Regions from separate parts of the Homo sapiens genome. Here region 1 is linked to region 2. A link is a loop called in an ENCODE intact Hi-C map of the cell type or tissue named here. Cell type or tissue: Calu3. All regions are shown on one strand. Each heading gives the region's core, and the rest is flanking DNA. Links, peaks and the distances in the headings are about the cores only. Region 1 has its middle 52 kb from the start of CDON. Region 2 holds the start of VSIG10L2 (V-set and immunoglobulin domain containing 10 like 2).

Region 1 (10,683 bases), core at 1,495-9,494, 170 kb after region 2:
CTATGGTGGTGACATCCTGCAGTTTGCTAATGAGAAACAAGTGGCCTTCCATGCTCAGTGCAGAGGGAGGAGGACAGAGTCCCACCTCAGGCCAAACCCACATTTCTGAGGTGGCAGAGGGTGACACGGCCAGGAGGGTGCAAAGGACTCCTCCACCTAGATGGCTCCTTGGACATGAAGGCCCTTGGCGGGGCAGCCTTCCCTCCTCCTCTCTCACACCACAGCCCTTCCTGTTATGGGGCACTGGACAGGGCTTGGATGTGGGCAGGAGGGCAGCCAAAGCCTGAGTCACTGGGAGGGGACAGCTGGGTCTTGAGTTGTGGTCTCCGTGGGGAGGACTGGGAGGATGGGGATGGGTGCAGAGGCTCTTCCTCTCCACTCCAGAAGAATCTCTTCGCCCTCGAGGTGTGAGCTGGAGGCCTGTCTCTGGAGCCCTCTGCAGCCGTCTCAAACCTCACTGCCCTTCTCAGCCTCCAAGGCCCACCTCCTTCTCTAGGGGCACCCACTCCCTCCTCTGCAACTCAGTTCTTTCTCGCCCCAGCCTCATTAGTCAAACAGAAAACAGAGGCCCATAGAAGGTCATTGACTCATTCTGGGTAACAGAGCAGTGTGAGGACTAACGTCTACTGCCTTAGACTCTGAGTAAAGCTGGAGACTCTGGCTGGACCCTTGGCACTGGAAAGAGGGACTGTCCCTGAGGCTGGGGTGACCTGGCATGTCTCTCCCAGTCTGGCCCACTGGCAGCTCCATGCCCAGCTCCACAGGCACAAGTAGGTCAAAGCCAGCCTCCCTGAGCAAAGCCTGCCTGACGCCTGCCCAGAACGCTTGCTGCCCCTCTCAGCTATCTGTCCAATGCACAGGCCTCTCTGGCACCATCCAAGGCTGCACACTGGCTCTTGCTACCTGCGTCCTGCATCTATGCCCTCCACACTCTGGGTCCCGGGGTCCTTGGTGACTCTCCTCTACAACACAGCAGCCTTGGGTTGTCTCTTTGCCTGGGTTTCAGTATCTTCCAGAGCTTTGGGAGGGAGAGCTTCCTTTCCCTCATCAGCCCAATGGAGCCCCGCTCAGTCAGGCTTGTGTAGCCTCCTGTGAAAGGGACTCAGTGTCTAGTGAGGGCCCATTTCCCGGTTCATAGATGGTGGCCTCTTGCTATATCCTCACATGGTAAGGGAGGCAGGGCAGCTCTCTGGGGCCTGTTTCATAAGTGCACTAACCCCATTCCCAGGGGCTCTGCCTCCATGACCTAATCACCTCCCAGGGACCCCACCTCCCAATACCATCACACTGGGGATTTTGTTTCAACACATGAATTCTGGAGAGACACAAACATTCAGACTCCAGCATTTCCAATACGACTCGAGCCCCACCACACCACCCAATTCTTGGCAGTCCCTTCCCTTGGCCCTTGTGGCTCCCAGAACCCACAGGGTCCCTGCACGCAAGGGACTGAGCCCCAGAGCCACACTGCGGCTGCCCTTTGACTTTTCCCAATGCCCTGTCCCATCCAGAGAATTGGACCTCCTTGGAATGATGCTGACCCAAAAGAAGGCTGATTTGCAGCACCCTCTGGGCTGCTGGCCCCGGGGCCGGTCCTCTCAGGGCCCAGCATGATGGCTGCCTCGCCCCAGCTCTCCTGTCTCACTCCAGACTCCCTCATGCCTTGGAGCTGAGCCTGCAGGAGCTGTGGCCAGGGCAGGTTCTGGACCCTACTCCACCTCCCTAGCCCCTCCTCTCTCCTCCAAGCAGTCCCGCAGTGGGTGCCAGCCCTGCCTGGGGCTCTGGCTGCATGACAATTTCCAGGCCTACCTTGCGTGGGGACTGGGGATTGGGCATGATAAGAAACAGCACATGACAGATGTAGAGGTTGGGAAGGTGGCCTGGGAAGGCCTCTGCAGTGTGGATGCAGAAAACTTGAAGCAGAGTGGCTGGCAACTGCCCAGTCCTGGGCTTCCCAGAATGAAGGGAAGCCAGACCTGGGGGTGGAGAGAGGGGCCAGAAGATGCCCTCATCTCCCATGGAGTCGCCTGTCTGCTCGCGGTGCTTTTTCCAAGCTGCTGGCACAGCTCCCTCGCAGGCTATTATTGTCAACACCCTCCCTGTTGCCTGGTGTCCCCATGGAGGGACACTGCCATTGGCCATGTCTTTGCCACACCCTGTCCTTGCCACATCCCAGAGACCTGGGAGAAAGGACTGGGGATTTGAGGTCCCCAGGCAGCCCATAATGCCGAGAGACCTCACTGCCCCTTAGCTGTCAAGCTCCTCTCTCCTTGGCTTCTCTTCTGTGAATTTGAGACCCCTCTCTGCCATTCTACCTATGTCTTCTCCAAAAGCCTAGGGAAGGAAGGATCTGAGTGATGGAGACCCCTCACTCCCACACACAGGAAACATCAGGATGAGAAGCCCACATCTCTCCTCACTGGTGTCTCCCAAACCCACCTTCTCAAGGGATCTTTAGCCCCCAGCCTAGCAGTAGGTAGCATGGGCTCATTTTGAACCATGAGCCCAGAGCCGGGCTGAGCCCTTTCTCCACTGAAGGCCAATCTCTTGCCTATCCCCTGCCACACAAGTTTCCCATCCATTCTGGAACACCCTTAGTCACAGACTGTCTGTGTGGACTAAGGGGAGGCTTAGGGTGGCAGTAGCTGGACACTGTCTATACCTATGTCACCGAGGGATGCAGGGGCAGCTATTTCCTGGAAGAAGAAAACAGAGAAGCCCAGAGACAGGCGGCGGGGAGACAGAGGCGGAGACCAAAAGCAGCATGACAGAGAGACAGGAGCTGGGGGAAGCAGAGAGGGCCAAATTGACACCACATGGCTGCCGCGCCAGACCCCAGGGCCCAGCAAACAGGCTTCATGCTGTCAGTTGCCATGGTGACAAACATGCAGGAAATATCCAAGATAACTAGAATAGTGGCAATAACATGTGTTCTGGATAAAACCTTCCGCGGCCCCACCCCCTCCAGTGTATTCGTTGCATTACTCAGGATAAACTTGGCTTTTGCACATTCACCTTCCCCGAGAGGCTGGGGCTGCGGGTCCTCGGGTTGTCGGGTGAAAGGCACGGCTGCCCTTGGGAAACGAGTGGACCTGAGGCAGATTTTTGCTCAGGAAAAAAAAGGTGTATTTTGTGCCTCTCACCTCACTCCTGCCTCTCCGAGTCTGGATTTGGGCACCCATATCCTTCTGCTCTGGAACGCGAAGGCCAAGAAGAGTCTGAATTCCTGTTTGAGGTCACATAGCAGGTCTGAGGACAGAGGGGACATCCTGGGAGGTCCTTCAGGAGCCCACAAAGCATCCCAAGGGAGTTCAAGATCCATCAAGAAGCCAAAGCTAACGTGAGGGCGCCTGAGGCCGTGTGCAAAGCTGGACACCCTGGCAGTGCCGGTGCCTCTGCTGGGGCAACACTGCCTCCACTCCCGAAGCAAGGGCAAGGTATCCCGGGGGAAGAGGCAGAGAAGGGAGGGAGGAACAGGGGCGCTTTGGGGCAGGTGACTCTGAGAAAAGGAAGAAAAGGACAAGTTTGGCCTGGTATTCACACAGAAAAGTGACTCCCACACCTGAGAGAATGGAAGGAAGTAAGGGGGACATCTCAGAAGAGAGCAGAGCCTCCTAGAAAGCACCCCCTATTCCCCCAGCTCCTAAAGATTGACAGAGGGTTGGGGGGGGCGGGCGTGCCAAAGTCACCACTAAAGGCCCAGCTGGAAGCCAGCCAAGACAGTTGGTGCCCACCAGACTGTTTGGATTCCCCCTGCACTCTCTGGGTTGCTGGCAGAAAAGATTCCGTGGAAAGGACGCGAGATTTCAAGTCCTGCCACCTACTGCCTGTACAACCTCAGTGAGGCCGGTGACTTCCCAGGGCTTCCATCCTCTGCTGGGTGGAGCTAACACTAACTTATCTCTCCAGGCTGCTAGGCGGAGTAAATGCCACAGGGCACGTGGGAGCACTTGGCACATTGTAAAGCTCTGTGTCCAAGCTGTTGAATGCTGTTGTGACTCAGGCAGAGAGCAGCAGGCAGGCCAGGGAGAGGTTGCAGGCAAAGGTTCATGTGAGGAGACTCTGGTTTTTCTAATGACACTACACCCAGATTTTCCGATCTAAACAACCAGCTTCAGTTGTGATTTCCCATGTTGGAAAGTTTCTGGAAAATGATCCATGATAGAAATGGGTTTGGGAATGGTCCACCTGGACACAGTGGCCCTTACTTGGCTTGGAGCATTCCCCTTGGGAATGCCAGAACCAATTCGTGGCCTAGTGGGACAAAGGGAGCCGTTCTACCCAATGACCCTTGCTCCTGACCCTCTTCAGTGACCACAATCCCAGCCAGCACCCCTCCACCCCCCACCACCAATCGGGAGCATGAGCCAGGTCTGGAAGCGGCCCTTAAATGACCTTTTAGACCCAAGTGAGGTTTCCCAGCTCCCTTGGGAATCTAGGGATCTTACAAACTGAGATGAAACCAGATTAGCTTCCATTTTTGCTGTTGGGAAGAGTGAAATTCACCCCACTCATCCCAAGTTCAAAGCCTTACTTTGGTACCATGTTGCAAGGAATGTGGATGGAGGTGAGACAGAGACAGGTAGGGAAAGCAAGAAATGGCTCAAGCCTTGGTGCTCAGCTTCCCCAGTAACTGCCAAGTGTAGGGAGGGACTGGCTCAGGGAATCCTGTTCCCCAAACCCAGGACCAAGACAAGACCACTGGAGGAGCAAGGAGCTGTCAGCCCCTCACAGGTGGCACACCAGCTGGGCATGCAGGGGAAAAGGCAGACCGAGGCTGGGCCCAGGACCTCCACCATCCTGGCTCCGGGGGAGGACAGCAGGAGGCCTGGTCGGCAGAACACCACCCACCACCTCCCCAGCTGGCTGCCTTCTCTGTATCTGGTTTCACTCTCTCCACACTTATTTGCCACACCAGCAGAAGAGGCAGCTTCAGTGGCAGAAGTCTGGGTGTGTGTGGTGGGGGTGGGGGATGATGGGGGCAGAGGTGGGTGGTGGAGTGATGGGGTAGAAGGAGGACCCAGACAATCCCAGTTGCTTCTCCAAACACTATCAGGAAAGTTCAGAGCAAATAAGAGCTCTAGATGGCTGGAGCCCAGAGGAGGGCCTAGTGCCTGCCTGCACCCTGTCTTCACAATTCCCTAGGGTGTTTGAGAGAAGCAGAGGCAAACTGTCCATTACAGAAAAGCCTTAACCTGAGAAGGGGGAACCCGGTCTCCCTTCCCTACTCCATAGCCCCAGCTGGGACTCCAGCCCAAGCGCCGTGGAAGGTGTGGGCAGAATACAGAGGCACAAAATCTGCCCCAAAGACTTCGGGGTATGGTGTTTCATGGTCCCAGGGTAGGGACATAGTGCCGGCAGCCACTTTTTTTCTGTTTGCCAAGGAGCTTTCTCCCTGGGGATTAACAGGGCCTTCCTGCCACCCCATCTGGCTGGTACAGGAGCCAGAACACCACCCCTGGCTGCCAGCCAGCCTGTGTCGGGGGAGCCAGGGCTCTCTCAGAGACTTACAGACGTGGTGCTGGGGCCTTAGGGCAGGAAGAGGGAGGCAGAGGCCTCTGGGGCCACCCAGCTGGGAAGTCCTGACCCTGAAATTCAGCCAGTCCCTACCTCTGGCCTGTGGCTGAGGGTGGACAGGGAGTCAGGAGGGTCTCTGTTTTGCCTTCCTCCTCTCTCTCTCTCTCTCTCTCTCTGTCTCTCACTCTCTCCTGAAGATAGGGAATATATAACCAATCTATAACCTGGAAGACTGAGGACAGGAGACTAGGAGGCAGTGGACTTCAGTCTTGGTAAGATGTGATCGCCCGTTGGAAAGGCCAAGCCTAACTAAGGGTGGACAAGCTCTTGGACAGGGTAGGAATGGGACTGAGAACCCACTGTCTCCTCCTCATACCACTGCCCACATTTTATCCACTTTCTCTCAGGGACCCCCGAGACCCCGTAGCCAGGAACCCTCCCCCAGCCCCATGAAGGGAAGGAGGGCCCACTGCCCTGTGGGGTAATGAGCAGCTCCACCCTGCTTGGGAGGAGGGTCAGTGAGAGAGCCGCTGGCACATCAAAGAAGGCAGGGCCTGTGTCCCGGAAGGCAGCTCTCAACAGCCAGCAGCACCCATAGAATGGGACCACGCCAGACGGCCCCCAAGACCAATTCTCATCTCACGCTATGTGCCCCCCACCAAACGGCTGTAGCCTGCACTTGTCTGTCCGATCACCCTTCCCTGCACTGTGCTGAGTAAACAAACACAGCACTCAGGCAGCCCTCTGCTGGCAAACACGTCTGACTTAGCAACCGCTCCTAGAATAAATAAACACCACACGCTTACACACACTCAGACACACTTGCTCGTGCTCTTTCCTGGAACCGGGGACTGCTCCCTGTCCCACGTGCGGCTCCCACTGGGCCCCAGCCTCAAACAGGCTACATCAGAGTAGTGCCTGAGACTGTCACCCTTTGCCTGGGTGTGGGGATGAGCTGGGGCCTCAGGTGCACAGAGACCTGGACCCAGGCTTGGAGCTTCCTCAGGCAGCCCACCAGTCCCGGGGGGGGTGGGGGGTGCTCTGTTAGGAGCCACTCATCCTGAGGGGACCACCGGAATGAGACTCTAGACACTTGGAACATTACAGAAGTAAAAAAACCTTCGACATGATCCAGTCACCGGCTCAACCAGCAAAACCTCCCGCAAGCAGGGGGTGACCCGAACCCCAAGGATAGGCCTCACAGAGCCTCACAGATCAGAACTCGGGCCCCAAATCCTTTCCACTTCCCCACAGAGGCCCCCCCTCCCCCCATCCTCTGGATTCTTTTCACAGTTGTGTCCCTTCGGGGCCGGGATAGTTTAAGGGGGAAAACACCACCCAGATGGCAGATTCAGAGATGACAATTGGGCAGTAAAGCCTCCCGCTTAGTCCTGGAAGGACCTTCTCAGCAAGGTCCTGCTGGCCTTTACCCTTCCCTGGGAGCTTCCCAGGAGGTATCCTTGCCCTCTCCTTGGGAAGGGTGGCGTCTTGAGACTGCCAGCCCTGCAGTAAGTGCCAGGTATCCCTAACAAGAAGTCAGATGAAAATGTCAGTTACCTGGAGGCCTGTATTAAATCTAGGGGAACAATACAGGAAAAATCACTTAGGCCAAAGAGACTGGAAGTTACCCCCAGGAATTTGTGTTTAATACGTAAGAAAATGCAGGCGCACCGAGGCAGGGGTGGTGGTAGCATCCATTCCTGCCTTGAGAGACAGCTACAGACCAAGACAGGCCTGGCATCCGGCAGAGTGGCACAGCAGAGGCATCAAAGCTTGAGCTTCGGGCAGATCTGGTTTCAGATCTCAGCTTTTCTCTTATTAGCTGTGGAGGACTGGGCAATTTACCTCATTTCTTCTCTCTATAAAGTGGGGGAAATTCCCCTCTTTCATGATTGCTGTAAAGATTAATAAGATGGCATATATAAAGACGCCAGCACTAGCACCCTTGCCTTCAACAGTGACTGACAGAGATGGCATGATTTAAAATCCCACCCTTTGTTAAAGCTGGAAAAAACATATTTACGGAGTTGAAGCAGAATATGTGAGAAAGTGCATTATAATAAAAACGACCTACAAAATTGAGGCATTATCATTTAAAAGTTTCACTGTTCAGATTAATCTGTACTTTGTATATTTCCAAAGCCCAAGCCTTATTCAATGACTGCATATTGTTACTATAATAATTGTAGTCAGGTACAATAATTGTTCATTAAAATAGCAATAAAAGTTGAATGAAAAAATTCATCTTGTCAGTCAAGAGAGTACTGTTAATATAATAATTGTAGTCAGGTACAATAATTATTCAATAAAATAGCAATACAAGCTAAATGCAGAATATTCATCCTGTCAGGCAAGAGCATATTTCTTTTACTTGCACCGTAACTTTGTCATAGTGAGAAACTAACGGAGGCTAAGAAGAAAGCACAGAAAGAATTCGCAATTGCAAAAATATGGAGCTGGGGACTGGGCACAGTGGTTCATGTCTGTGATCCCAGCACTTTGGGAGGCCAAGGTGGGCAGATTGCTTGAGCTCAGGAGTTTGAGACCAGCCTGGGCAACATAGTGAGATCCTACCTCTAAAAAAAGAGGAGCCTTTTAAATGCCCGTCAACCAACAAGCAAATTAAGCAAATGTGGTAGACCAGGCACAGTGGCTCATGCCTGTAATCCCAGCTCTTTGGGAGGCCGACGTGGGCCGATCACCTGAGGTCGGGAGTTCAAGACCAGCCTGTCCAACATGGTGAAACCCCATCTGTACTAAAAATACAAAATTAGCTGGTCGTGGTGGCACACGCCTGTAATCCCAGCTACTTGGGAGGCTGAGGCAAGAGAATCTCTTGAACCCGGGAGGCGGAGTTTGCAGCGAGCTGAGGTCATGCCATTGCACTCCAGCCTGGGCAACAAGAGCAAAACTCCGTCTCGAAAAAAAAAAAAGAAAAAAGAAAATGTAGTATATATACACCATGGACTACTACTCAGCCATAAAACGGAACAAAATAAGGGCCTTTGCATCAACTTGGATGGAGCTGGAGATCATTATTCTAAGAGAAGTAACTCAGGGATGGAAAACAAAGCCATATGTTCTCACTTATAAGTGAGAGCTAAGCTATGGGGATACAAAGGCATAGGAATGGTAGAAGGGACTCTGGGGACTTGCAGGGAAGGGTGGGAAGGGGGTGAGGGATGAAAGAGTACACACTGGGTACAGTGTACACTGCTCGGGTGGCGGGTGCACCAATCTCTCAGAAATCACCACTAAAGAACTCATCCACATAATCAAAAACTACCTGTACCCCCAAAACTATTAAAATATATATTTTTAAAAAGAAAACAAAATATTGGGGAATAAAACAAAGTCAGAAAGCCCATAAAGCCGGCTGGTGGCTGTAGAGGCACAGAGGCGTGCATTTTTAGGTCGCAGGTGTGGGGGTGAGGACCCTGAGGAGGCAGTCTCGCCCGGACTCCTGGAGACCCGCATAGCCCTCGCTGGGAGACACTATGGGCCTTTTCTACATGTCCCCTCACCTCTCTGTCTTCTCTGGCTGTCTGGCCCGAGCTGCCGTCCATGTGAGCAGACACGGCACTCAGGGCCAGGAGACTCAGAGCAAGGCCAGGAGGGCACAGGGGCAGGGGACTGGCAGGCTGACAGTCCTGGGGCTACACGGGAAGCGGTCAGCTCAGAGCCAAGGCTGTGGACCAGGGCTGCTCCTCAGAACTAAAGGCTTGCAACCAACTACTGGCTAGACAAGGCTGGGAAATCAAGCATTACAGAGCGCTGCTGACTGTGAGTCTGCATGGGCAGGAGGCTGAACTCACAGCCAGGAGACTAGGACATCGGGCAGCAAATCTAGGAAGGGTCTGGGCAGCAACTATGGGACCCTATTGGCAAGAAAAGACTTTGATATGGGACCAAAGACTGGCTGAAGAGGGAATGCCTACATTTTGTTTGCCAAGTGCAGGCCTCAAGGCCTGAGTTGATAGGTACAGGGAAACACTAAATGGCCTGGGGTGTGACAGACTGTGTGCAAGGCAGTTCCTTAGAGCAGACGCAGAACTCGCCATCCTGAAACTCTACCTGTGTAACTGCCTGCAAATAGCAGCAGGCGCTCATGGGGAAGAACATGGTTCGTGACTCTTCTGTGCCACTTACTAGCTTGGGAGAGTTACCTAGCCTCTGTCAGTCTCAGTTTTCTCATCTTTAAAACAGGGATAATGACACCTACCTCATCTGGTAGTGGTGATTGTGTGAACTCGGTGATGTAAGGGATGTTAAAACGCTTTAGCACTTGGCCTGGCCCCGTTGAAAGTGCTCCATAAAAGCTAGGCATGATTACTAATTAAACATTTATTGAGAGTACCCTGGCCAACATGGAAACCCCATCTCTCCTAAAAGATATAGAAATTAGCCAGGCATGGTGGTGGGTGCATGTAGTCCCAGCTACTCAGGAGACTGAGACAGGAGAATCACTTGAACCCAGGAGGCGAAGGTTGCAGTGAGCCAAGATCATGCCACTGCACTCCAGCCTAGGAGAACAGAACGAAACTCCGTTTCAAAAACAGCAACAACAACAACGACAAAAAGTTTCTTGAATGTAGGCCGGGCGCAGTGGCTCATGTCTATAATCTCAACACTTTGGGAGGTCGAGGTGGGTGGATCAACTGAGGTCAGGAGTTCAAGACCAGCCTGGCCAACATGGTGAAACCCTGTCTCTACTAAAAATACAAAAATTAGCCAGGTGCACTGGTATGCACCTGTAATCCCAGCTACTGAGGCAGCTGAGGCAGGAGAATCCCTTGAATCCGGGAGGCACGGTTGCAGTGAGCTGAGATTGCACCATTGCACTCCAGCCTGGGCAACAGAGCAAGACTTTGTCTCAAAAAAAAAAAAAAAAAAAAAAAGTTTATTGAGTGCCTATTATATGCCAGGCCCTATACTTTGTATAGGACATACAAAGATGAAAAGTGTAGACACTGCTTTCAACAGGTCTAGGCTTCCAGGGGTGGGCAGAGGCTCCTACTTCAAATAAGCAATCACAGCCGAGTATGCTCATTAGCAGTGGAGGCAGGTACAGAATGCAGAAGGGGGAGGTGGGGGAAACAGCATTCGAATTTGCCTTGAGAAATCAGGGAAGGCCTCCAGGAGGAGACAGGGCATGAGTTGAGCCTG
Region 2 (10,683 bases), core at 2,039-10,038:
TGGGGTAATTCACATATCCACCAGCTGTGATTAAGAGTGGTTTCTCCCTCATCTTCTCCAGCCCTAGGTATGATCATTCTTATTAAGTTTTGCTATTCTGATAAGTGAAAAGCAGTATCCCATCTCTAAAATTTGCATTTCCTTGACTATTAGTGAGGTTCAGCATCTTTCCATAAATGTATTATCCATTTGGATTTTCTCTTCCATGAATCACCTATTTCTATCTTTTGCCTATTTTTCTACTAGGTTATTTCTCTTTCTTATTGACAGACAGGATCTTTGTGTACCAGATATTAACTCGTTATTGGTGGTACATATTGAAATATTTTCTCCAGTCTATAGTTTGTCTTTTGACTTTACATATAGTATCTTCTATCTTTCTGTTTTCTTTTTTTTTTTTTTTTGTCTTTTGTCTTTTGAGACAAAATCTCACTCTGTTGCCCAGGCTAGAGTGCAGTGGTGCGATCATAGCTCACTGCAGCCTTGATCTCCTGGGTTCAAGCCATCCTCCTACCTCAGCCTCCCGAGTAGCTGGGACTACAGGCATGCGCCACCATACCCGGCTAATTTTTGAATTTTTTGTAGAGACGGGGTTTCGCCATGTTCCCCAGGCTGGTCTGGAACTCCTGAGCTCAAGCGATCTGCTCACCTTGGTCTCCCAAAGTGCTGGGATTACAGGTGTGAGCCACTGCACTCAGCGGTATCTTTTTTTTTTTTTTTTTTTTTTTTTTTTTTGTGAGACGAAGTCTCGCTCTGTTGGCCAGGCTGGAGTGCAGTGGCGAAATCTTGGCTCACTGCAACATCCACCTCCTGGGTTCAAGCAATTCTCCTGCCTCAGCCTCCTGAGTAGCCGTGACTACAGGCACGTGGCACCATGCCTGGCTAATTTTTGTATTTTTAGTAGAGATGGGGTTTCACTATGTTGGCCAGGCTGGTCTCAAACTCCTGACCTCATGATCCCAGCGGTATATTTTATCTTTCTAAAATTTAAGCTTCTTATGTCTCTCTTTTCATCTGTAGCTTCTGAATTTTCTACTTTATTTAGAAAAATCTCTTCAAACTCTAGATCATATATTCTAATATTTTTCCTCATGAAACTGTTTTAAATGTTATATTTAAATCTTTCGGATCTGAAATTTTGTTTTAATAACTTAATGAGGTAGAGGTCGTAACCTTTTTTTTTCATTCAGACATAGAGTCAACTGTGCCTATACAATTTATTAAAGAAACCATAGTTTGAATCCACTGGTTTGAAATACCACCTTTATTGTACCCTATAATCCATACGCACGGGGATAAATTTCTGAACTTTGTTCTATTTCTGCCCTATGGGGCTATTTATCTTGTCCTGTACTTTTAATGTACGATTTGATCCCAGTAACTTTATAGTTTTCCTTAGGCCACTTGTAATATTTCTTTGCTGCTGTTGTTTTCATCATTACCATTAAAAAATTCCTTCCAGCTATCAGAGCCTGTGAATGTCAGTAACTTCAAAACAGGCCAGAATAAAGCCAAGAAGGGGAGGGATGGGCCTGTCCCTTACCTGTCCATGTGCCTTTTCAGGAATCAGCTGAGGCAGTGGCCAGACAACAACATTAGGTGAGCACCCACTACGCATTCAGCATTGCTCTTACCACTAACGACAAAGCTGGAAGACCAGAACTTCCAGCAATGGGGTAACAAGGTTCTTATTTCTCAGCTCTGGACCTGTATCTTCTGCAGCCAGTTTTGCGATGTTGGGCTTGGACCCTACCAACTCCATTTCTGTTTTGCCAGTCACTAGAGGGAGGCTGCAGGCGGGACAGGAAGTGTGGACAGGCTCCTTCCTGTTTGCATCTGTGTGTTCCCTGTGAGGGCACCCCAGCAACACATCTTCACCCCAGGAACAGCAGGCCCCTCCTGGAGCAGCACCTGATCCAGTTTGCAGTGTTCCCAACACTTGCAGCTCCATCATCCACCCCACCCCAGCCCTGCATCCCTACCTGAGAGACCCCAGCACCAGCTGGCAGGTGCCCCTTCCGCAGAGGTCTGGGTGCAGGAGTCCTTTCTTCACACCCGGAGACCCCAGCTCCCGCTGAGTTGAGCCCCCTCCTCAGATGTCTGGGTCACAGGCTCTGGAACCCTCCTTCAAAACTCTTCCTTAGGGTTCTCCAGCCCTGGAGTGGTAGCTGCTCCTGCAGGTGCAACCCCCATGAAAGCTTACTCTTCTCTCTCCTTACCCTCTCCTTACCTAATTAACAACTTCATACCTCATTATCAGTTCCTTATGCTGAATTCTCTTTTCAAACTAACTGGTGTGGTTTCTGTCTCCTGATTGAACCCCAGCTGACACAGGTAATGAGGAATTGAAGTTTTCTGGGAAGTGAGGGCTGCCTCTCTTGGCCGCCCTGCTGAGAGCTCCCTTCCCTCCTCCATTCCCAGAATTATTTGGCTGCTGGTCGCCAAGGAGACGACTGACAATTTCCAGTTGCCAAGCCTCACCCTGGAGCTCTACAGAGACATTATGGAAACTCCCCACTCCTTCCTGCTCCTCAGCCAGGGAACTTGGAGAATCTAGCCAGGTTGGGTGGAGGGCACTGGGAGGGGATAGAGAGGAGGTGACAAGCCTGAAGATGGAGAGAGCAGCTAGAAGTTTCCCTGGGCCCTGGCTTCCCCAACAGACCTCAAAAGTCTGGCCCACCCTTGAAGGCTAGGGCTGGCCTGGTGGGCATCCCCTGTGCTGGGTCCAGACAGACTCCTACCAGGGACCTCCAACCAGACCCTCAACTACAGAGAACTGTCCCTATATTGTCATTCCCGGCCTGGTAGCAGCACTGTTGCCAGATGGGGCAGAACCCAGGAAGAACCTGGGAACTGAAGGGCTAGGAGTCTTTCCTGGGGGAAGGAACTGCAGCTGTCCTGAGCACTTTGCTCATATCAGACAGCACTCAAATGCACTGAGGCCTAGTGTCACAGCCCGGGAAACAGCAACAACAGCAACGCTAATAATAATAATCGTAGTGGTGCAGTAGGTGTGACTCTTACTCTATAAACTTAGGTGCACAAAAATATCCATTTCTCTATTTCACTAAAATCAAGTAGAGTTGAGTTCATTCCTGGGGCTCCTGCCTTTTTCCAGCGTCCCACCAGAACCCGGGGGCTTATTGCTATGGTTTAAATGTGTCCCCAAAATTCAGGTGTTGCCAGTGTGGTAGTATTAAGAGATGGGGTCTCCAAGAGGTGGTTGGGCCACGAGGGCTCCTCCCCTGTGAATGGGAGTAGCTGCCCTTATAAAAGGGCTTGACAAAGGGAGTTTATCCCTTTTTGCCCTTCTGCCTTCCACTATGTGGGGACATGGCCTTCGTCTCCTCTGGAAGATGCAGTGACAAGGCGCCATCTTGGAAGACAACAGCTCTCACCAGACACCGGACCTGCTGGAGCCCCGGTCTTGGACTTCCCAGTCTCCAGAACTGTAAGAAAATAAATTTCTGTTCTTTATAAATTACCCAGTCTCAGGTATTCTAGTATAGCCACACAAATTGACTAAGAAACTTAGGAGGGATGAAACCAAGGGAAGGCCTCTAACTGCTGGTCCATCGTGGTGGTTGTTGGCCTGCTCGTTGTCCAAGCTTTCTGTGGGCCTGTGCAGTCAGCAATAGCTCTCCAGTCCTGTACGCTCTGGGGTCCTGGCCTGCTGTCTCCAGACTCTTCTTCTCCCAGGTACCTAGTGACCTCTGAACTGTCCCCAAACTCAGGGAAATCTCTTCCTCTCTGCTCTAACTGCCCCCAAAGGCACTCTCCTTTCTCCATCTCACCCCTTCCACCACCCGGCATACCTCACACAACTTTTACAAAATTAGGAAGATGTTAATGTACAGCTTCTTCCCTGCAAGAATCCCCATGGCAATGCAGGGCTAGAGGCCTGGTGAAAGCAGCTTCTGGTCTGTTTTTGCGTAGTAGTTTAAGGTAAGCTAAAGACATCGGGACATCTCATTGCTGAGTGTTTTAGTATTCATTAAAAAACAGAAACATTGTCTTACATCATCAAAAAACTATTCTCACATATAACAAAATTAATTTTCTAACTTTTTTTTTTTTTTGAGACTGAGTCTTTCTCTGTTGCCCAGGCTGGAGTATAGTGGCGTGGTCTCGGCTCACTACAACCCCCACCATCCAGGTACAAGTGATTCTCGTGGCTCAGCCTCCTGAGTAGCTGGGACTACAGGAACACGCCACCACACCCGACTAAGTTTTGTATTTTTAGTAGAGAGAGGGTTTCACCATACTGGCCAGGCTGGTCTCAAACTCCTGACCTCAAGTGATCTGCCCGCCTCGGCCTCCCAAAGTGCTGGGATTACAGGCGAGAGCCACCGTGCCTGGCTTCTAATATTATCTAATAAACAATTAGTCCCATTTCACAGAGGAAAAACTAAGACTTGAAGTGGGTGAGTAACTTGTTCATCGTCACTCAGGTAGTGGGAACAGAACCAAGATCTGAACCCTGATGTGATTCCAGCTCTCCTCTTTCTTCACATCTCTGCACAGCAGCTTATACGCTCTTACTAATCCACCATCCCGCTCTTACAACAGCTCTGAGCAGTGTCAGGGTGAGCATTGCAATCACATTTTTAACCAATCAGGAAACAGAAGCCATGAGTGTTTTGCTCCACATGCCCAGGTAGGGCTGGTTGAGAAAGGGCTCCGGGAATGGAAAGCAGATGGAAGGAGGGTCAGCTCCCAGGTGAAGCTGGCGCCAGAAACTAGGCCTCCTTCCCTGCGGCCCCAACAGGTGCTCTCCCAGCACTGTCACTGCCTCAGCCTTGGCCTGCGTCTGCCTCCCCTTCCTTCCTCTCCTGATCTGTTCACCTCCTGTTCCCAACCCTTCCATCCAGGGCCTCCTTCATTTCCTCTCTAGTCTCTAAGGATCAGTTTACAAAGTGACTAGGCAGTGGCCCCTGCCTGTCCTCTGTCCCTGTTGTCCTCCTTCCTTTCCTTAGCCATGAACACAGCCGGGGACACGTTGCCTGTGGAGCCTCTAACCCATTTCCTCTGCAGCCCTCGGCTGGTCTCCTGCTGGGGTCCCGGAGGGCCGGGCTGGCCCAACAGCACACATGGAGAAGCCATTTCCTCCAGGAGCATCTGCTCCCCTCCTCAGCCCAGCTGTCCCTGTCCTTTCACATGCTGCTGCTCCAAAGCCCTATGATTTCAGAATCAGGATTCAAAATGGTCACAAGGCAGGAGAGCTGGGTTAAAACCCACAGCACAAAAGGAGGGGCCTGTAGGTTGGCTCAGAGGCACAGGGATGTGGTGCGAGACAAGCGTCATCTGTCCCTGAGTTTACCAAGTACCCACGGTCTGGTGTAGCTGCTGCCCATGCACAGCGGAGGGTCCTGGAGAGGAGGCAGCTGCAGGCACCTGGCGCTTGTTCCAGCCGCACCACTGCCTCGTCCAAAGACACAGGGAGACTCAGGGAGCCGCCGCTTCCTCTCAGGAGAGCCAGGTGTGCCCAGCCATCCTCAGGAGCCAGGGGAGGCCTCAAGGGGGCAGTGTAGCCAACATGCCCTGATACAGGATAAACGTTAGCTGAGGGGGATCCGTGAAACTCAGTAAATAACTGAGCAAGACTTTGAGCATTTTTATCAGAAGAGAAGGGATTTAGCAGTTCCACAGGCCCCTGGCCAGACTGAGTGAGCCACAGTCTCAGAGTGGACGGGGACGAACCAGAGAATGTCCAAAGACGGGGAGCAACCTGGGGCACAGGAAATCAAGCCATGGGGAGAAAATAGGGGAGCATTTGAGCCCATTCATAAAATATGAATAGCAATGCTTTCTCATGGGGCTGTTGGGAACCCCTAACCCACGCCTGGTGTATGTAAGTGTACAACAAATGGTGACTAGTATTATTTATTTAGGTGGAGAAGAGAAGAGCAGCACACGCAGTTTCAAATAGTGAATGACTTTCATCTGGAAGTGAGTGGGGTTTGAGTAATTTTACAAAACTTCCATGAAAGAATTCCCCAAGGATAGAAGTGTCAGGGAAGCAGATTTTCATTCAACTTAAAGAGAAGGAGGGCGAGAGCTAACATTGATTCAATGTATCTGCGTGCCATGCTGGGTGCTTGTGAGGGGTTTAATACTGGTGGTTGTATGTCATTTGTCCAATAACTTGAAGAGGGAGTTATTATTATTTTCATTTCACAGATGAGGCCACAAGATGGAGACGGAGCGGGTTGCTCACCCAAGTTCATGCAGCGCCCATCTGACGTTCCCCCGGGAGGAGCTGCAGGGCCTTCTTTCGAGGAGGTGGCAGAGGGGCTTCCTGCGTGCAAAGGAGGGTCCCACCAGCCCTTTTGGAACCTCAGCCTGGTCCTCCAGAATTTCACCTCAAACTACTGGAGTCTAGGTCCTGAGTCCCTCCTTATAAGCCCCTCATTTCTGAGTTCAGCTACGAGGCCACTCCAGGGACTCCAGGTTGCCCCTTAGTCCACACAGTTGCCTGTCCTTCCCTCCAGGCTGATGTGAGCCCTGGGGGCCCAGGCAGGCTGGGGATGGAGGCCACGCAGTGAGGGTGGAGAGCACAGGCCCTGAGCAGGAGGGGACGATGAGAAGCAGGCACCAGAACCTGGGAATCCACAGCTTTACCTGCCCCAGGGCCCGGCTGCTGAGCTTGCACAGTGCAGAGCACAGCTCCAGGTGACCTCAGCTTGGATGAAGCTCCTTGGGAAGGGGGGAAGGAGGGAAAGAGAGGATCTCTTGTCAGGCCTCCAACCCTGCCACCAGAGGATGGAAAAATCTGACCCCATCCCTGTGCCTTAAACTTAGACGCTCAAGAAACATTTGTTCAATTCATTGTTTACGTTCTTTGGTTAAGAGGTATAAGTAAGTTTAAGAGGCAGGAGCTATACATGCATAATCTCATGTGTTCCTCACAGGAAAACCATTAAAGGAAGAAATTGAAGCTTAGAGAAGTTCTGTAAGATGCTGAGGTCACACAGTAATAAAGAGATAAATGTGTGTTCTCATTACTGCGCTTTCTTGTCTCTCAAAGCAAGGAACCAGCTCACCTTGTCTCTCCCAGCTCCTCACCTCCCGAGGCAGCAGGGACAGGAGCCCTGGGCCTGTTCTCCCATTCCAGACACATCTCTTCTCTTCCAGACAGGGGCTGTGGCTCTGCCATGGGGTTCCTGTTCTGGCAGAGCCAGGACACAGGATGGGGGTAGGCTTCACCTCTGTGATGGTCTGTTTTATGTGTCAACTTGGCTAGGTCATGGGGTACCCAGATATTTCAAACATCACTCTGGGTGTTTCGGGAGGGTGTTCTGGGGTGAGATGAACATTTGAATTGATAGAATCAGTAAAGAACATTGCCCTCCCCAACATGGGTGGGCCTCATCCAATCAGGTGACGGCCCGAACAGAACAAAAAGGCTGAGTAAGATGGAACTCCGCCTGCCTGACTGCCTGAACTGGAACTGCGGTCTTTTCCTGCCTTCAGACTCAAACTGAAACCTCAGCTCTCCCTGGATCTCAAGCCTGTGGACAGCAGATCTTGAGATTTGTCAGCCTCCATAATCACATGACCCGATTCCTTATGATAAATCCCTTTCTGTATATACATACAACCTCTTCGTTCTCTTTCTCTGGAGACCCCTGACTAATATACCCTCTCTCCCTGACTCTCCCTTCGAGGGTCCCCTTCCTAAGGGGAAAGAGCAGGTTGAGGAGCCCCACCTGACTTCCGTGTTCCTGATGCCCCAGCTGAGAAAAGGCTGGGGGGCTGATAACGCAAGCAGCGTAGACTAACTCTGCATCAGCACAAGCTCTTGCCACTGCCAGAGGATCCTTTAAAGCTCCCCTGATTCACATGGCTAGAATTCTCCCGTTCTCTCCAGAGACAGGGGCCGGCCACCCTGAGGTGGAGAGTGCTGCCGGATCCCCACACTTTATTTCCATAGGAACCTCTAAGGGAGATCGGAGGAGATTCCCAGTCTGGGGAGTGGGGGAATCAAATGAGTGGCCCGTATGCACTGGTCACCAGGGGCAGTCAAACCTGACTCTCAGGGACCACCTGCCATTCTGCTCCATAGCTGAGTTAGGAGGGAAAGGGAACTCGAGACCCTGAGGAAGGCATGGAAGGGCTTGGCCGTGGATCGAGTGAGGGTGGGATAGGGGTCTGTCCATACAGCCTCTTCATGCAGCCACTGTCCCAGGCAAGTGAGAAGCCAGAGTGCCACAGTGACATCTTGGGCCCTGGAGGAGCCACCTGGAATTCAACTCTGACAGCTCCTGTCTTGGCTGAGCCTTGGAGAACCTGAAACCGGACATCAGATCCCCCTTCTCACTGGGGTTCAGGAATCTCATCCTCCGTCTAACCCTGCCACCAGAGGATGGAAAAATCTGACCCCCTCTCGGGCTGTCATTCAGAGACAGCTAGACAACAGGATATGCTCCAAGAGCTAGAGAGACAGAGAATTCAGAGAGCCCTGGACAGCAGGAATGCTGGGCTCCAGCCCAGCTCCGGGATCCAGACTTGATAGTTCAAATCTAGCTAGGAGCATGAATGGTGCACCTACTGCATGCTGGGCACTGTTCATCCGTGTGTGTGCATGAGCGCATGTGTGGACAGGCATGAATGAATGAATGAATGATATCAAACACATATGTGTGCATGAATTATATCAAAGATTTGTAAAGTACATAAAAAATAAACGTACAGCTTGAGGAACTGTAACCCTCACTCGACTCAAGGAACAGCACATTTCAGCACCCAAAAAGCACCCCCGTGTGCTAATTTAAGTCTTGTCATTTGATATTCACAATATACTCTTTACAACAAAGAAGGTGTTATTATCCCACTTATCTGTGAGGAAGCTAGGGCCCAGGGAGGCTCGGAAACGTCCTCGCTTTTCAGATTATCACCAACCCCAGCTGTCTGACTCCACAGCTCCTCCCGCCACTCCACCTAAAGGTTGTTTGAACCTCAAGGTCCCTGTGGTCGGGAGTCCTGTGTTGGGCAGGTAATTGGACCAGAAGAGTTTGGGGGCCTTTCTCAACTCTGTCCAGTGATTCTAATTTTACAATATCCTTTGAGCGAAAATGCAGGGAGCTCGTGGTCCTCTCCCCTGGGTCTGCCCCAGCCACGTCCTACCCTCCCCAATTCTGCATTATGGATGGGGTGAATCATCTGGTAAATAATTAACGAGTCATCGAGGCACTGAGGGTAACAGGAGAGCAGGGGTGGAGGCATGGGCAGGGCTAAAGTTGGCAACCTGAGCCAGACCACCATCCTCCCAGGGCTGGGCTCTGCTCTGGGTAGAAGGGGCCCACAGGTCAGGCAGGAGCCTCAGGTGGGTGGCCATCAGGGAGATGGGGCCATGGTGGGTCAGAGGGCCCAGCACAGCCCAGTCAGCCTCCTGCTGCTGATACACCTCTGCCTTCTGCACCTGAGGGCCTCAGGTGAGTGATACTCAGACCCCCCAGGGGGTTCATTTCCCACTCCCATCCCATTATTCCTGCCACTTCCTGGGGGATCCTCCTTTTGCACTCCATTCCATGAAGTCCGTTCAGTCATTCATCGGCTAGACATTTAACTAGCGTTCACTGAGCGACTACTATGTGCCACGTAGGTGAGAGCACTCTGCTTAACCTTGAGAAGCTGGAGTCATCCTGAGAGCCACTGTGAGGTGGTAAGCCTAGGAGTGGTATGGTCAGATCCAGGTTTCAGAAAGCTCCCTGGTTTTGAGGGGGATTAGGGCAATCAGGAGATCATTGCCATAATCCAGGTGAGAGATGCTGGCATCTTGGGCCAAAGCAATGTCCATGGGGTTGGAAGAAATTGGTTTCTGGGTTACATATTTTTATTCTTTTTTTTTTTTTGAGATGGAGTCTTGCTGTCACCCAGGCTGGAGTGCAGTGGTGTGATCTCGGCTCACTGCAACCTCTGCCTCCTGGGTTCAAGTGATTCTCCAGCCTCAGCCTACCAAGTAGCTGGGATTACAGGTGTGTGCCACCATGCCCAGCTAATTTTTGTATTTTTAGTAGAGCCAGGGTTTTGCCATGTTGGCCAGGCTGGTCTCAAACTCCTGACCTCAGGTGATCTGCCCGCCTCAGCCTCCCAGAGTGCTGGGATTACAGGCCTGAGCCACTGAGCCCGGCCCCAGAGACTTACTTTCATGCAAATTTGCTGAGGTCCTCAGCACTTCATGGCATGAGGCCCACCCTGGCCACATGTGAGGGGACAGCGGGGAACATGGTACTTGGGCTTAGGCTGGGGTTGAGGGCTGGGCCCTGAGCCGAGAACACCTGTTAAGTGACTTACTCCACAGGAACTACTTAATGGCTGGTCCCTGATAGACTGGGAACTCCATGAGAGCAGGGGTGGGGGGCTCATTTGTCCTTGTGACCCCGGCACTCTATGCTTAGTTGAACGAATGCTGGATGGGCTGATGCGGGCGGTGTCCTCTTTCCCTTGCTGCAATCAACTGGAACAGGGTGGGAGGGAGCCCTGGGATCCTCCTGGAATCCTTACACAGGAACTCCAGACCCCGAGCCACCAGTGGCCAAGCAGATCTCCTTATCTCCAGGGTCACCATCGTCACGGGACTGATCATCAGACTGATCTTGGGGCGCTTGTTACAAATATGGATTCCTGGGCCCTGACCCCCTCACCACCACTGGGAGTGTCTGACTTGATAGTCTGGGGTGA

The links. Hi-C counts contacts between places; a loop is a spot of excess contacts. Peaks named below come from ENCODE experiments on the same cell type or tissue, not always from the same donor. Only the 100,000 strongest peaks of a DNase experiment are listed, where the experiment ranks them.
Region 1: it touches region 2 in a loop (4-fold over the local background); 7 of 110 quality-filtered maps call a loop at or near these places.

Annotation. Positions count from the first base shown.
Region 1 is chr11:126,109,836-126,120,518 of GRCh38, forward strand. No RefSeq gene overlaps it. Among named protein-coding and RNA genes, the nearest start is that of CDON, 52 kb to the left of the region's middle. In Calu3, for the core only: no CTCF peak of the experiment used is centred there; DNase peaks (open chromatin) are centred at 3,926, 5,496 and 6,306.
Region 2 is chr11:125,936,704-125,947,386 of GRCh38, forward strand. VSIG10L2 (V-set and immunoglobulin domain containing 10 like 2) reads left to right here and starts at 9,341. Exons shown (of 12, transcript NM_001365077.2): 1 at 9,341-9,434. The coding sequence starts at 9,353. DDX25-AS1 (DDX25 antisense RNA 1) reads right to left here and starts at 2,339. Exons shown (of 4, transcript NR_199024.1): 1 at 1,983-2,339. RefSeq lists a silencer at 5,431-5,590. In Calu3, for the core only: CTCF peaks have their summits at 5,553 (motif pointing right) and 5,761; a DNase peak (open chromatin) is centred at 5,518.